Regions from separate parts of the Homo sapiens genome. Here all the other regions are linked to region 3. The links are chromatin contacts, found by Hi-C or POLR2A ChIA-PET in ENCODE. All regions are on one chromosome and are shown on one strand. Each heading gives the region's core, a stretch centred on a gene start or an enhancer-like site at or near the end of the contact. The rest is flanking DNA. Distances are from core to core; before and after follow the strand shown.

What was found. A loop is a pair of places that touch in the nucleus more often than their neighbours do. ChIA-PET counts read pairs that join two places held with the same protein, here RNA polymerase II (POLR2A). Pooled maps may share reads with other maps.
Region 1: a loop to region 3 is called in a pooled map, with 3 times the contacts of the local background. The contact joins the enhancer-like site here to the promoter of ATP6V0A1 in region 3. A Hi-C loop is called at or near these places in 1 of 50 pooled maps.
Region 2: a pooled map shows a loop between it and region 3 (4-fold over the local background). The contact joins the promoter of BECN1 here to the promoter of ATP6V0A1 in region 3. A Hi-C loop is called at or near these places in 1 of 168 maps with a recorded cell type or tissue (ovary), 1 of 37 single-sample maps with no recorded cell type and 5 of 50 pooled maps. POLR2A ChIA-PET finds 5 or more read pairs at or near these places in 1 of 52 experiments (T-cell).

Annotation. Positions count from the first base shown.
Region 1 is chr17:42,928,003-42,930,702 of GRCh38, reverse strand. No RefSeq gene overlaps it. Among named protein-coding and RNA genes, the nearest start is that of G6PC1, 29 kb to the right of the region's middle. RefSeq lists enhancers at 1,639-1,788, 1,678-2,254. Within about 2 kb of position 1,407, at least 19 of the 41 ENCODE cell types and tissues checked have a DNase peak (open chromatin) inside an H3K27ac peak, as active enhancers do.
Region 2 is chr17:42,823,016-42,825,715 of GRCh38, reverse strand. It overlaps BECN1 (beclin 1), which reads left to right and starts at 1,434. Exons shown (of 12, transcript NM_001313998.2): 1 at 1,434-1,561; 2 at 1,837-1,968. The coding sequence starts at 1,839. It overlaps MIR6781 (microRNA 6781), which reads left to right and starts at 1,773; the gene lies at 1,773-1,836. RefSeq lists enhancers at 505-1,071, 1,076-1,205, 1,072-1,640, 1,641-2,207.
Region 3 is chr17:42,457,504-42,460,203 of GRCh38, reverse strand. It overlaps ATP6V0A1 (ATPase H+ transporting V0 subunit a1), which reads right to left and starts at 1,326. Exons shown (of 22, transcript NM_001130021.3): 1 at 1,241-1,326. RefSeq lists a silencer at 1,257-1,466 and an enhancer at 1,617-1,706.

The DNA.
Region 1 (2,700 bases), core at 158-2,657, 470 kb before region 3:
TGCGGTATGTTACCCAGGCTGGTCCTGAACTCTGGGTCTCAAGCAATTCTCCCGTCTTGCCTTCTAGTGTTGGGATTGCAGGCATGAGCCACCGGGCCTGGCCTGAAAATATTTTATATTGAATAAAAAATTACAACATAGAGTTCAATTGGAAACATTATTGTGAACCCATAAGCTTTAAGAGAAATATAATTTCCTGGCTCTGACCCTAAAATACAGTTCATTAACAGCATTTCTTTTTCTTTTTCTTTTTTCTTTTTTTGAAATGGAGTCTCGCTCTGTTGCCAGGCTGGACTGTAGTGGCTCAATCTTGGCTCACTGAACCTCTGCCTCCCAGGTTCAAGTGATTCTCCTCCCTCAGCCTCCTGAGTAGCTGGGATTATAGGCATCTGCCTAATTTTTGTATTTTTAGTAGAGATGGGGTTTCACCATAATGGCCAAGCTGGTCTTGAGCTCCTGACCTCATGATCCACCTGCCTCAGCCTCCCAAAGTACTGGGATTACAGGCGTGAGCCACCATGCCCTGGCCACAGCATTTCTTTTCCTTCTTCTTTTTTTTTTTTTCCTTTTTGAGATGAAGTCTCTCTCTGTTGCCCAGGCTGGAGTGCAGTGGCATGATCTCAGCTCACTGCAACCTCCGCCTCCTGGGTTCAAGCAATTCTCCTGGCTCAGCCTCCTGAGTAGCTGGGATTACAGGCACACACCACCACGCCCAGCTAATTTTTTGTATTTTTAGTAGATATGGGGTTTCCCCATGTTGGCCAGGCTGGTCTCGAACTCCTGACCTCAGGTGATCCTCCTGCCTCAGCCTTCCAAAGTGTTGGGATTACAGGCTAGGCCACTGCACCTAGCCCATTAACAGCATTTCTTCTGCTAACCTCCCACTCTCGTGCACCCATCAAAAGGAAATGAGACTTCTTAGTGGGTGGCTGATTCTGTGTCTTGGAACAAGGAAAATTTGGAATGGGCCTAGAACACAAGGATTTTAGGCCAGCAATGGTAGAAGGATAAGGAAGCCACTGTCCAAATTGCAACAATTTGACATCAAAAAAGGAACATAGTAATTATGTTTATTTATAATTGACAATTATGATTAAAATAAGTTCAGTGTGTGAAAGACCTCAAAATAAAAAAAAGTTGATATATGATTTTCTGATATATGACATATGATTTTTCTCTGCTTTTATGATATTTGAAGCATCATAAAGGGGACGCGGAGCTGGAGTGTCACAGGGGCTGAGGCAATGTAATTGGTTAAGCCACCAGTAGGGTGTGTGATCACCAACAAAAAGAAAAAGTCCTACACTGAAAGCCCATGGGGTTGAAGCAGGATTTGGTTCACGCTAGAACTTCTGAGAGTCAGTGTGTATCTTGATAAACAGCAACAGAGCTTAGTCATGAGTTCCCTGTAACTGGCTGCTCAGAGAGTTTGCTCCCCACCTCCTGGGGAGAACTTACCTGGGAAGAGGCCAATGTTTCTATCTAAGCCTGTCCCGTCCTCTGAGTTTCCAACCTTCTAATTTCACGTTGGGAGTGCCTCCGAACATGTTTTTGCTGAGTCATTTGTGGAGCTCTAGAATTGTTGAACCTATCATTTGTTTTCCAAGTTAGGGGCAAACAGTAATATATTGCTCATTTATTATTCAACCAAGATATCTGGAGTCCTCCTCATGTGTTAGGCCAGGGCTAGGCACAGGGTTTAAGTGCAAGAGTGAGCAAAGCAGGCATGGAGCTGCACTCATGGGGCCTAGTCTAGTGGGGAAGACGGACATGATCCAAATAATCACAAAGTGACGTTTGGTAGAGAGCAAAGTAAAAGGGGTGCTTTGGCAGGCCCAGAAGAGGAACTTGATCATGACTCATGGTGGGTGGGCAGGGAGGCTTCCTTGAGAAAGTGATACCAATGTGGAGGACTGAATTATGTGAAGAGGCAGAAGAGTGTTCTAAGAAGGGGGGTGTGTAAAAGCCCAAGCTCGGAGGAGGGCTGGAGTGTGTTGCATTGGAGGAACCAAGATGACATTGGCTGTGCTTTGTGGAATGAGGTGAAGGAGACCAGGTGAGGTGCGGTAGACAAGGTCCAGCTGAGGTAAGCTTTCAGAGGCCATATAAAGATTTTTTTTTTTTTGGTAAGAGCATTATTGAGATATAATTCACACACCACAAAATTCACACATTTAAAATGCACAATTTGGTAGCCAGTTGAGGTAGCTCATGCCTGTAATCCCAGCACTTTGGGAAGCAGAGACAGGTGGATCACTTGAGGCCAGGAGTTCAAGACCAGCCTGGCCAACATACTGAAACCCCGTCTCTACTAAAAATACAATTAGTTGGGTATGGTGGCACATGCCTGTAATCCCAGCTACTTGGGAGGCTGAGGCAGGAGAATCACTTGAATCCAGGAGGTGGAGGTTGCAGTGAGCTGAGATTGCGCCACTGCACTCCAGTCTGGGGCAACAGAGAGAGACTCCATCTCAAAAAGAAAAAAAAAAGAAAAGAAAAGAAAAGAAATGCTGTGGCTGGGGTGCGGTGGCTCACACCTGTAATCCCAGCACTTTGGGAGGCCAAGGTGGGTGGATCACTTGAAGTCAGGAGTTTGAGACCAGCCTGGCCAACATTGTGAAACGCCATCTCTACTAAAAATATAAAAATTAGCCTGGTGTGGTGGTGGGTGCCTGTAATCCCAGCTACTCGGGAGGCTGA
Region 2 (2,700 bases), core at 185-2,684, 370 kb before region 3:
TAGACAATACTACATACAATTTTGGGTTAAGCAGTGGTTTCTTTTACACCAAAAGCATAAACATTGGACTTTATTGAAATGAAAAACTTTTGGCCAGGCACATTGGCTCACACCTGTAATCTCAGCACTTTGGGAGGCCACAGTGGGGGATTGCAAGGGGAGATGGGAAATGTTCTAAAACTGGATTATGGTGATAGTTGGGCAACTGTGTAAATTTACTAAAAATTATTGAACTGTACATTTAAAAAGTGTGAGTCTTATGGTATGTAAATTATACCCCATAAAGTTGTTTTTAAAAATGAAGTAAGTCCCTCTGCTCAAGACCCAGTCATCTCATCTCATTCAAAGTGAAAGCCAGAGCTTTACAATCCCTATAAGAGCCTAGGTGGTAGCTCAACACTCTTACCTCCCTCACCCCATTTTCTGTATCTCTTTTCGTTGCCCATCTTCTAGCCACACCAGCCTCTGCTAATCCCCAAACAGGTACCCTCTGTGCTCTTGCTGTTCCCTTGGCCTAGAATGCTCTTCCTTAAGATGCAGGTAAGAATTCCTTCCTCACCTTCTTCAAGCTTTTATTTGAATATCACTTTCTTTTTTTGTTGGTTTTGTGTGTGTGTGTGGGGGGGGGGGGTTTGAGATGGAGTTTCCTTCTGTCGCCCAGGCTGGAGTGCAGTGGCATGATCTCGACTCACTGCAACCTCCGCCTCCGGGGGTCAAGCGATTTTCCTACCCCAGCCTCCTGAGTAGCTGGGATTACAGGCGCACGCCACCATGCCCAGCTAATTGTATTTTTTAGTAGAGACGGGATTTAACCATTTTGGCCAGGCTGGTCTCGAACTCCTGACCTTGTGATCCGCCCGCCTCGGCCTCCCAAAGTGCTGGAATTACAAGCGTGAGCCACCATGCCCGGCCTTTTGTTGTTGCTGTTGTTGTTCTGAGATGGAGCCTTGCCCTGTCGCCCAGGCTGGAGTGCAGTGGCCCGATCTCGGCTCACTGCAACCTCCACCTCCCAGGTTCAAGCGATTCTCCTGCCTCAGCCTCCCGAGTAGCTGGGATTAAGCTGGGATTATAGGCGTGCCCCACCACGCCCGGCTAGTTTTTGTATTTTTAGTAGAGACGGGGTTTCACTGTGTTGGCCAGGCTGGTCTCGAACTCCTGACCTCACGTGATCCGCCCTCCTCGGCCTCCCCAAGTGCTGAGATTACAGGCGTGAGCCACCGCGCCCGCCGCCCCCTGAATTTAGAGAATAGCGGAGCCTCCCCATTCTCTGCGGCCTTGGCTCCTACACTTCCCGTGGTAACCTTGTTCATCCGCTGAAGCCCGCTGCTTTTCCCAGCCCGGCCTCTGGGGGCCGCTGCCGGGCCTGTGAGCCTGTGGACCAGGAGCTCCTGCTGCCGTCGTAGCGTCACGTCCGGTCTCGGGCGGAAGTTTTCCGGCGGCTACCGGGAAGTCGCTGAAGACAGAGCGATGGTAGTTCTGGAGGCCTCGCTCCGGGGCCGACCCGAGGCCACAGTGCCTCCGCGGTAGACCGGACTTGGGTGACGGGCTCCGGGCTCCCGAGGTGAAGAGCATCGGGGGCTGAGGTGGGACCTTAGAAGGGAGTCTGGGAACCCTCACGGCTCTTATTGGAGTCCCTTCCCTGACCCTGGGCTCTAAACTGCCTTTGCTCAGGCTGTCCCGGAAGCAGGTCCTCCCCGTATCATACCATTCCTAGAGGGAACGGCGCAGGTTGGGACTTCCCTCCCTTTACCATCGTCACCAAGGCATGTGGTAACCCCGGGCCGGAGGTCAAGGGCGTCGCTTCTCCCTAATGTTGCCTCTTTTCCACGGCCTCAGGGATGGAAGGGTCTAAGACGTCCAACAACAGCACCATGCAGGTGAGCTTCGTGTGCCAGCGCTGCAGCCAGCCCCTGAAACTGGACACGAGTTTCAAGATCCTGGACCGTGTCACCATCCAGGAACTCACAGGTCAGCGAGACCCTTGGAAAGAGGGTGGTCAAGAATGTGGAAGGTGGGCAGCTTTGGTGATATAATTCTTATGGTGGCTGTGTAGTCTGCCACAAACTCATCGTGTGAACCTAGGAAAGTCACTTCATCTGGCTCCCTGTTTTCTCCTTGGAAACATAAAGCATTCTGACATTGTGGACTTCTGAGAGCTTTCCGACCGGGCGCGGTGGCTCACGCCTGTAATCCCAGCATTTTGGGAGACCGAGGCGGGCAGATCACCTGAGGTCAGGAGTTCGAGACCAGCCTGGCCAACATGGCGAAACCCCTCTCTACTAAAAATACAAAAATTAGCCGGGCGTGATGGCACGTGCCTGTAGTCCCAGCTACTCGGGAGGTTGAGGCAGGAGAATCGCTTGAACCGGTGAGGTGGAGTTTGCAGTGAGCTGAGATCGCACCACTGCACTCCAGCCTGGGCAACAGAGCGAGGCTCCGTCTCAAAAAAAGAGAGCTTTCAGTAGCAAAAGAAAGATCCTTATTTTCTGCTCCTGCTGTTTCAGAGAAAAGGAATATGTATATATAATAATAAATGGTATTTTTTGAGGACTTACTATATAGTAATACCAAGTGCATTACACGTATTACTTCATTTAGTCCCTGTAACAACCCGTACGGGGTATACCGTCATTACATCATTTTTCAGATGAAGAACCGAGGCACAGAGAGGTTAAGTGACTTACCTAAGGTCCAACAGCT
Region 3 (2,700 bases), core at 77-2,576:
CAGGAACACACTGATAATGACAAAGCAGTTTTATCAAGCCACAGAGAATAAGCCTTCCACCTCTGCAGCTTTCTGTTTCTCAACCCTACCTTCAAGATTAATTACATTCTTCCATCTGTCAAATCTCATGAGCCAATAAAGGTTTCGTTTTAGTGCTGTCTTACTGTTGCCGGGTATGAGACAACTGGCGCTATCAGTGGTCCTGAAACTGCAATTATTTATTCTCGATCAGCTAATGTAAGGCACAGCCTGTCCAGTATCCAAACTCAGAAAAATGCACAGTATTTTTAGTGTCATAAGGGCATCTATACTGAGTACTGATAGATGAGTCTGACATCAAAGGAAGATTTACTCTTCTGGAAGGCTGGGAGACATTTTGAGAAATCTGAACGAACAAACCTTTGTGCATGTGATGTTCAAGACAGTAACACAAGCTCAGACATAAGCAAGGACTTCTCAAGAGAATATGCAGGCTGACTTTAAGATTCTGTACATCTGAATCATCCAAATCAGCTGTTACCGGCACCACCCTTAAACAAAGAGAGATTCTACAACCTCTAAACACATAAAATTAGGCCTGGTCAGCATAGTTCAGGAGCTGTGGATAATGATAAGCCTCCAACGAGTCGCCTCCGTCCTCCTGCTCTTTAATGATTATAGGTCTCCCAAGAATATCTCTATAGCAATGGAGGCTAACAGAAAACTAATTAGGCCAAAGTAGTTCTGGACGATCACAAAACAAAATATGAAGAAACAGCAATTCTGCAAAAGATGAGTCCAACTACAGCGCCCCCGCGCCCTGCCTAGAAGAATCTCACTCCTGTCATCCGGTCCTCGCCTCCTCCCACGGTATTCACCTGCTTCATTTCCTGTCTACCCAATGAGCAGGAATTCTCTGGACTCAGGCTCATCTACCTTGAGATGGGAAAAAAGGAGAGGAAAACCCCCAAACTGAGAAACCCTTTAAGAAGCCCCCTAAATTCTTCTGCCTATCCAATAACCTCCGGTTCCTCCGCCTACCCCTTAAAGCAGGGAAGAGATGCGGGGCTTCCAAAGGGCAGTGAGCCTCCGGTTCCTCAGGGCAGAGGAGGGGTGCCCAAGGAGGGGGCGAACCCCCATTTTATCTCGAAGACGTCAGATCCCCGCTAATTCCTCTGACAATCAAGGGGGCTCTTAGAAGGATTTCCTACGTCCATCGAGGGCCGCTCCCTGTTGCGCTAAACCTACAGCCCCCACTCACCTCCAAACTCCGCCACAGCAACCGCCACAGAAACCACCGCAGCCAAACCCGCACCCTCCGCGGCTCCAGGAGCAGCGCTTCGACGTGCTTGCGTCCGTAAAGCCCCGCCCCTGCGCCGCCGCCGGCCCCCGCCCCCGCAATGACCTCATTGCAGTTGGCCAATGGGGCGCAGCCTCGCCCGGGCTGCAGCAGTGCGGAGTCACGGGGGTCGCAGGCGAGACCCAGCGTGCTGACGCCATGTTGGCCCCTGTGCTGTATCTCCACGCTGGGGAGGGTTAGCGGGTGGGGCTGGAGGTGCAGGTGCTCGAGGCCTTAAGTTCCTGAGCCTCCCTGAATCCTTTTTCTTACCCCTTATACTGGGGTAGGTTGTCTTTTCTCTTTCTTTTTTTTTTTTTGAAGTCTCATTCTGTTGCTCAAGCAGGAGTGCAGTGGCGTGATCTCGGCCCACTGCAACCTCCACCTCCCGGGTTCAAGCGATTCTCCTGCCTCAGCCTCCCAAGTAGCTGGGACTACAGGCACGCACCACCATGCCCGGCTAATTTTTGTATTTTTTTTTTTTTTAAGTAGAGACGGGGTTTCACTATGTTGGCCAGGCTGAGTCTCGAATTCTGACCTCGTGATCCACCCGCCTCGGCCTCCCAAAGTGTTGGGATTACAAGCGTGAGCCACCACGCCCGGCCTTTTTTTTTTTTTTTTTTTTTTTTTTTTAGATGGTCTGTTTCCCAGGCGGGAATGCAGTGGCGCGTTCTCGGCTCACTGCAGCCTCCGCCTCCCGGGTTCAGGGGATTCTCCTGCCTCAGCCTCCCTAGTAGCTGAGATTACAGGCACGCACCACGCCACCCGGCTATTTTTGTATTTTTTGTAGAGATGGGGTTTCGCCATGTTGCCCAGACTGGTCCTGGCCTCCACCCGCCTCGGCCTCCCAAAGTGCTGGGATTACAGGTGTGAGCCACCGCGCCCGGCCCTCTCTTTATTTTCATATCCAAAGAATTAATTCACACATACGCACCCAAATAATTAATGTCTTCTCTCTTTATTTTCATATCCAAAGAATTCACACACACACTCAAATAATTAATACGCAGACACATATACCACCCTTTCTCTTTTCCCTTATTTTACAGATGAGAACATTTGAGCCCCAGACTGGGGAGCGGCTAGCTTTAGATCCTGTAGTAGAGTCTTTAACGGGGTCTCATTTGCATAAGTATGGAAAACCTCTCTTTAAATGGTACATGGTTCATGCCTTCCAGCAACTTCCCCGGGTCTATTTTTCTCTGTTTAACAGGAAAAACCTCATCAGACCATATGTTGTGAAAGTACATTTCAGTCTTGTTTGGTAGATTCATGTGGGCTCAATTGACCACTTAGGAGTTTTCAATTCCTCAAATTTATTTTAAAAACATTTTTTATGGCTTGTACTCAACTTGTAAATTAAATATTGAAAAACATTTTTTAAA